Linked DNA regions of Homo sapiens: region 2 is linked to region 1. Evidence: chromatin loops called from intact Hi-C (ENCODE). Cell type or tissue: mammary epithelial cell. All regions are shown on one strand. Links, peaks and the distances in the headings refer to the core of each region. The heading gives the core; the rest is flanking DNA.

Region 1 (2,928 bases), core at 123-2,622:
AAGTTGATACAAAGTTGTTTGCCAAGAATTCTCCATTGGTTTGCAGAAATAACGTGGATTAGTGATTGGCTATGCATTGTTAAGCTACAGAGTTTGGGTTACAGTGTCTGGTGTGGCATTATTAGGTTAATTTATAGATGGTTGGGACAATCACAAGCAGTTTGAAGAGATAACTACATAACTCAAAAAGCGGAGTAAGCCTAGTATGGTGGCTCAGACCTGTAATCTCAGCACTTTGGGATTCTGAGGCAGGAGGACAGCATGAGTCCAGCAGTTGGAGACCAGCCTAGGAAACACAGTGAGACCCCATTTCTCTCTCAAAAAAAAAAAAAAAAAAGAAATCAGCTGGGCATGATTTTTACATCTGTAGTCCCAGCTACTTGAGAGGCTGAGGCCAGAGAATTGCTTGAGCCTGGGAAGCCAAGGCTGCAGTGAGCTGTGATTGCACCACTATACTCCAGCCTGACTGACAGTACAAGGCCCTGTCTCAAAAAAAGATAAATAAAACAAAAACGAAAAATCAGCTGGGCATGATTTTTACATCTGTAGTCCCAGCTACTTGAGAGGCTGAGGCCAGAGAATTGCTTGAGCCTGGGAAGGCAAGGCTGCAGTGAGCTGTGAAAAATCCAGGGGAGTAGGGTGTGATTGCTGTCTCAGTTTAATGTCTCCCTGGATGTAATAATTAATAGTACTCTTGCAGGGCTCAGATAAAAGTTCCTTTATTTTCTTATATGAATCCAACAAAAAATGAAGACAGTAGAACATCCATATTATTAACAAATAATACAGGATTTCCATGGAAACTACAAAGAGGGCTATTTACTGTTGATAAAAGTTGTAATTCCCCAAACAGACATAACTGTCTTGAATCTTTAGGCATTCAACAACATAACTTCAACACATAAAAATCTAAGACAGGTAAAACAAAAAGACAAATAGACACTTTTATAATTGTACTGGAGGCTTTTAAAATACCTTTTTCCTACATGGACAAATTAAGCCAAAAACAATAAGGATAGAGAAGATTATGGTTTCTCTCTGTATTTCTAACATCTATTTATCTACCTATCTTTGTATCCAACTGAGAAGCTATCATTCTTTCACACATTTCAAGAAAATTTACATCTATATATATAAATTTAACATGTGATAGTGGAGGCATGTCCAATCCACAGGAGAGGACAAAGAATTATATCAATGATATTGGAACTACTATACTGCAATTTGGAAAAAAAACATCAGGAGATTCTAACCTCTCACGACTCATAAACAAAAATGAATTATAACTAGATTAAGTAGTTAAAACTAGAAATCAGGATTATATAATTATTAAAACTATAAATTATATAATTATTAAAACAAATGAAAATATTTTGTTATTTTATGACAGAAAATGGCTTTCTAAATGAGGCATTAAACCCAGACTCTGTAAGGAAAATAAAGATGGGTGGCTTTCATGAAATAAAAATGTAAAAGAAAAGTTACTTGAGCTTCAAGTATATTAAATGGTTTTTATAAAGAAATAATATTCAGCTTCAGACCGAGACTTCCAAGTGAAGCTGATTTAGGTTCTTTCTCAAGGTGACTTTGCACCTAGTCTGTTTGTAGTCAGGTGTAAGAAAGACCTTCTTTTGCAAATTCCCATGCCTCTGTCTTAAAACTGTGACTTGATTTTAATTTTTAGTTGCATAACTCTTCAAGTTGAGTTTACTTTTATTTTTCTACTTTTATTATATTGTGAAAAGAAAGTCTATTTTGAAGGTCATATTAGATTAGCTCTTTCTCTTGAGTGTCGACCTTTTCATTTTGTGCAAAGGACCTTCCCATCCTGCCTAATTTATATTTTAATAGCAAACTTAATACCAGTGTTTTTTGCCATCCTATGGTTTATATTTTCTATTATTCACAATGGAAGATACATAGCACATTTTAGCAAGGTTTACTCTGGCGCAGCTCTCAAAGTGTCTCATTGCTATCAAGACCTATTCACCCATCTTTGCTAAAGTGTTAATATGAGCCAGTGATTCTTATTATGTGATAGATTATGTTTGTATGCTTGACACACTCCTAAGTGTACCTTGTCGCAGGATCCTAAGTGTCTCTGGCACACCAGACCAAACCTTGCCTTTTTCTGTTATTCAGTAAAACATATTAGATTAAAATATAAGACATTGATACCATAGAAGGAGAAACTTGAATCTATTCTTACAAAGAGAAAAAAAATACTTTGCTTCATTTTAACTACTGCTATAACACATTACTCGTGTCATATTGTACAAATGATTTCAATGTGCCAGGATGAGTGACACATTAAGAGCTATTGCCCTAGAATATTACTTTTCATGTTTCTGCTGAAAATAGTAAGACATGCTCAGATTTAAGGTATAATCTAGGTTTTATAAATTTGTTAAATATGCTTAAAAACTTCTACACACATCTCCCTACGTTTTATGCATGGGGATAATTGCATATGTCTCTTAAATACTATCTAATATTTTTCTCCAAAGCTACCATTGATAAGCAGTTTAACACCACTTGTAAAAACAATGGCCATGAAGTTCAGCATAAACAGAAATGAAAGAGAACCGGTTAGTCTAGAAAATTAGTTAAAATATACTTTGAAAATGAATAAATTTAGAGACAGAATACTGATAGTGCCACTCAATAACTTTCATAATAAGATTGCATTTTTACAATGTCAATAATAAAAGAAATACAATAAAAAGGCCTGATGTTTCTATTGCCTTAAGCATATGTTATACAAACTAGTACCCACTTAATTAGTTTCATTTTTTTACCCTGAATATATTTTTATTTTTAAAGACACAAGGTCTTGCCATGTTGCCCAGGCTGGTCTCAAATTCCTGGCATCAAGCAATCCTCCTGCTTTGGCCTCCCAAAGTGCTGGGATTACAGCCGTGAGCCACT
Region 2 (2,928 bases), core at 184-2,683, 50 kb before region 1:
AGAGGCTGACTGTTGAGTGTTGACTATCTCATGTTTCTAAAGGTCAGAGAATGTATGTGAACATATAGAACGGAACTAATTGGTGATTAGTGGGATGCTTCTTACACTTTGTATTGTCTCTGTGCTAGTTAACGAGGGACTCATCAATATATTAAGGGAAAATATAGAGCCAAGTAGCAATGGAGGCCAGTACAGGAATGGTTTGTTTTCTTGACATTTTAAACTACTTTTATTTATGGGTTGTATGAGAATAATTTGTGTTATATGTAAAGATGATATAGCAAATTCATTTAAAAAATGAGATGTGAAAGTCCCTCTCCCTCCTCACTAAACCAATAGTGAAGATGTATCTAGAAGGTATTTAGACTCTGACCCTATGACCAAAGCCATGTATCTGAGATATATGTGGCTGTGCTTAGGGAGCCTATGTTTGTAGAAATAAGTATATTTAAGTAGGAGAGAGATAAATGTATGACTTGGAGACATCGCTATCATGTTTTAATCTAACTGCCTGAGATCACAGCAGCATATAAAATTGCAATGTTCCAATGTACAAATTATAAATTCAAACCTTGAAAGCAAATTGGATTTAAATCTTTATACTTTTATATGTAGCTCTTCTGGTACTGGACCATGGTCAAATAAATAGTTTCTCTGTAATCTTTCCATTAGATTAATCTCACACTTAAAGTACAGAAATTCTTTTTTTTTTTTTTTAAGTATTTTATGCATAAAACTTTCATCTTTATGAGCTCACCAAAGGTTGAAAAGATTTAGCAAATTCTTTGCATATAACGAGAATCTAGAACCAACTTTAGTAATACATCTATGACTTAGCTAAGTATTAACCTTTTCTTTTTAAAAAATGAGGAAAATAATGTTCTCTATTCAAAAACAAAGACTTTTATGTTTCCCAGTTCCTATTCAGAATGGTGTGTGTGTGTGTGTGTGTGTGCGTGCGTGTGTGTGTGTGTGTGTGTGTGTGTGTGTGTGTCTTTATATTTTTCCTTATAGTGGATATGCAAAAATAAAATTTTCTCCTTTCGGAGGTAGGCATTGCATTAAAAGCAGAAATTTTTTTTACTGAATGGCACTCAGAACTCACTTGTTCTAGGCCCTTCTTTTCAAGGTCGCCATTGGGCTTGTCCTGCGTATAACAGATACTGGCTTGTACTGCCCAGCTTTCTCCATCCACATCAAGGTGTTCATTCCCCCAGCTCCTGGGAGGTTGCCAGATGACAGCTCATGGTTGAGTCAGGCCCCAGGAATTGCCCTCCAGAGTTACACCTCCTCCTGGGAACAGCTCCATTCATTGACTGGTGAGTTGGAGATAAGATGGCCCAGGCCCTATGCCTCAATGTAGGGCATCTACGAAGAGCCATGGCAGCTCCAGAGCTCCCCGTGGTATCGGCTGAGCCTCTTATTGCACCTGCATCACAGCTAAACCCCACCTGCCACCAGGCAGATGTCCAGTTCTGTTTCCTCCCCTCCTTTGCAGGGATGTTCCTGAGAGAATTTCTAAGAAATCTCTGATTTGGAGTCTGCCTTAAAGTCAGCTTCCCAGGGAACCTGACTTATAACACTCCCCAAACATAAAAATGAATCTAGTTTAAATTAAATCTCCTCTGAATTGCCCCTCAGATTTTCTAATGAAATATTTCTGATGTAGGGTGAACATGACTTTGCTTCCTACAGAGAGTCTAGGTAGTCTCTTAGCCAAGAGGCAGTCCTTCATTCACTCCGTATTTCTTTTATCTCTTGTTTTAACCTAATGAAAATTCTGTATTCTACTATAAATCTATACTTTTTGATATAAGTGGTTTCCTTTCAGTAATCAAATAAAACTAATACTCCTGGAAGATGTACTATCTTTATCTTTTGACTTGGATGCAAGTTGCCACATATATGCTTCAAGAAGTGTGGCCGGATGGGCATAGCGGCTCATGCCTGTAATCCCAACAGTTTGGGAGGCTGAGGTGGGCAGATCATCTGAGGTGAGGAGTTCAAGACCAGCCTGGTCAACACGGTGAATCCCTGTCTTTTCTAAAAATACAAAAATTAGCCTGCGTGGTGGCACACGCCCGTAATCCCAGCAACTCAGTAGGCTAAGGCAAGATTATCGCTTGAACCGAGGAGGCGAAGGTTGCAGTGAGCCAAGATAGTGCAACTGCACTCCAGCCTGGACAACAAGAGCAAAACTTGGTCAAAAAAAAAAAAAAAAAAAACTAAAATAAAAGGAAGGAAGGAAAGAAAGAAGTAAGTGTGGCCACCGTTAAGAAAGTTAATGTTAATGGATTTATTCTTGGGTTTCACCCATGGATTTACCTAATTATCATAGGAGGATCGCAAATTTCAAGTGTGTTGGAATCAACCATAAAGTTTATCTCATTTTGCAGTTTGCAGTTGATTTATTCTTTAGATATTGGAGCTGATAATAATATACAATTCCTTTAACTCTGTAAAATAAGAACAACATTCATTGTTCTCTTTTTAATACTCTGAAAAACCTCAGCACTACCTTAAATGTAGGTTACTAAGTGAAAGAAGCCAATGTGAAAAGGCTACATGCTGTCTGATTTTGACTATATGACATTCTAGAAAAGGCAAAATTATGGAGACAGGAAAAGTATCTGCCAGGAATTATGGGGTGGGAGGTAGGGCAAGGAGGAATGAATAGGTAGAGCACAGGAGATTTTTAGGGCGGTGAAACTAACTGTATGTGTCATATTATAATGGTGGATACATGTCATTATATGTTTGTCAAAGTTCACAGAACTTTCAACACAAAGAGTGAAACTTAATGTATACTATGGACTTTGGGTGACAACAATGTGCCAAAGTAGGCTCATCTCACTGATTGTAACAAATGTTCCACTCTGGTGCAGAATGTTAATAGCAGGGAAGACTATGAGGGTGGGGGCAGGGAGT

Evidence for each region. A loop is a pair of places that touch in the nucleus more often than their neighbours do. Peaks named below come from ENCODE experiments on the same cell type or tissue, not always from the same donor. Only the 100,000 strongest peaks of a DNase experiment are listed, where the experiment ranks them.
Region 2: a loop joins it to region 1, with 11 times the contacts of the local background. A loop is called at or near these places in 2 of 110 quality-filtered maps.

Annotation. Positions count from the first base shown.
Region 1 is chr10:19,540,843-19,543,770 of GRCh38, reverse strand. The region is part of intron 32 of MALRD1 (MAM and LDL receptor class A domain containing 1); the gene reads right to left. Among named protein-coding and RNA genes, the nearest start is that of MALRD1-AS1, 190 kb to the left of the region's middle. In mammary epithelial cell, for the core only: no CTCF peak of the experiment used is centred there; no DNase peak of the experiment used is centred there.
Region 2 is chr10:19,590,795-19,593,722 of GRCh38, reverse strand. All of the region lies in intron 33 of MALRD1 (MAM and LDL receptor class A domain containing 1), which reads right to left. Among named protein-coding and RNA genes, the nearest start is that of MALRD1-AS1, 140 kb to the left of the region's middle. In mammary epithelial cell, for the core only: no CTCF peak of the experiment used is centred there; a DNase peak (open chromatin) is centred at 1,242.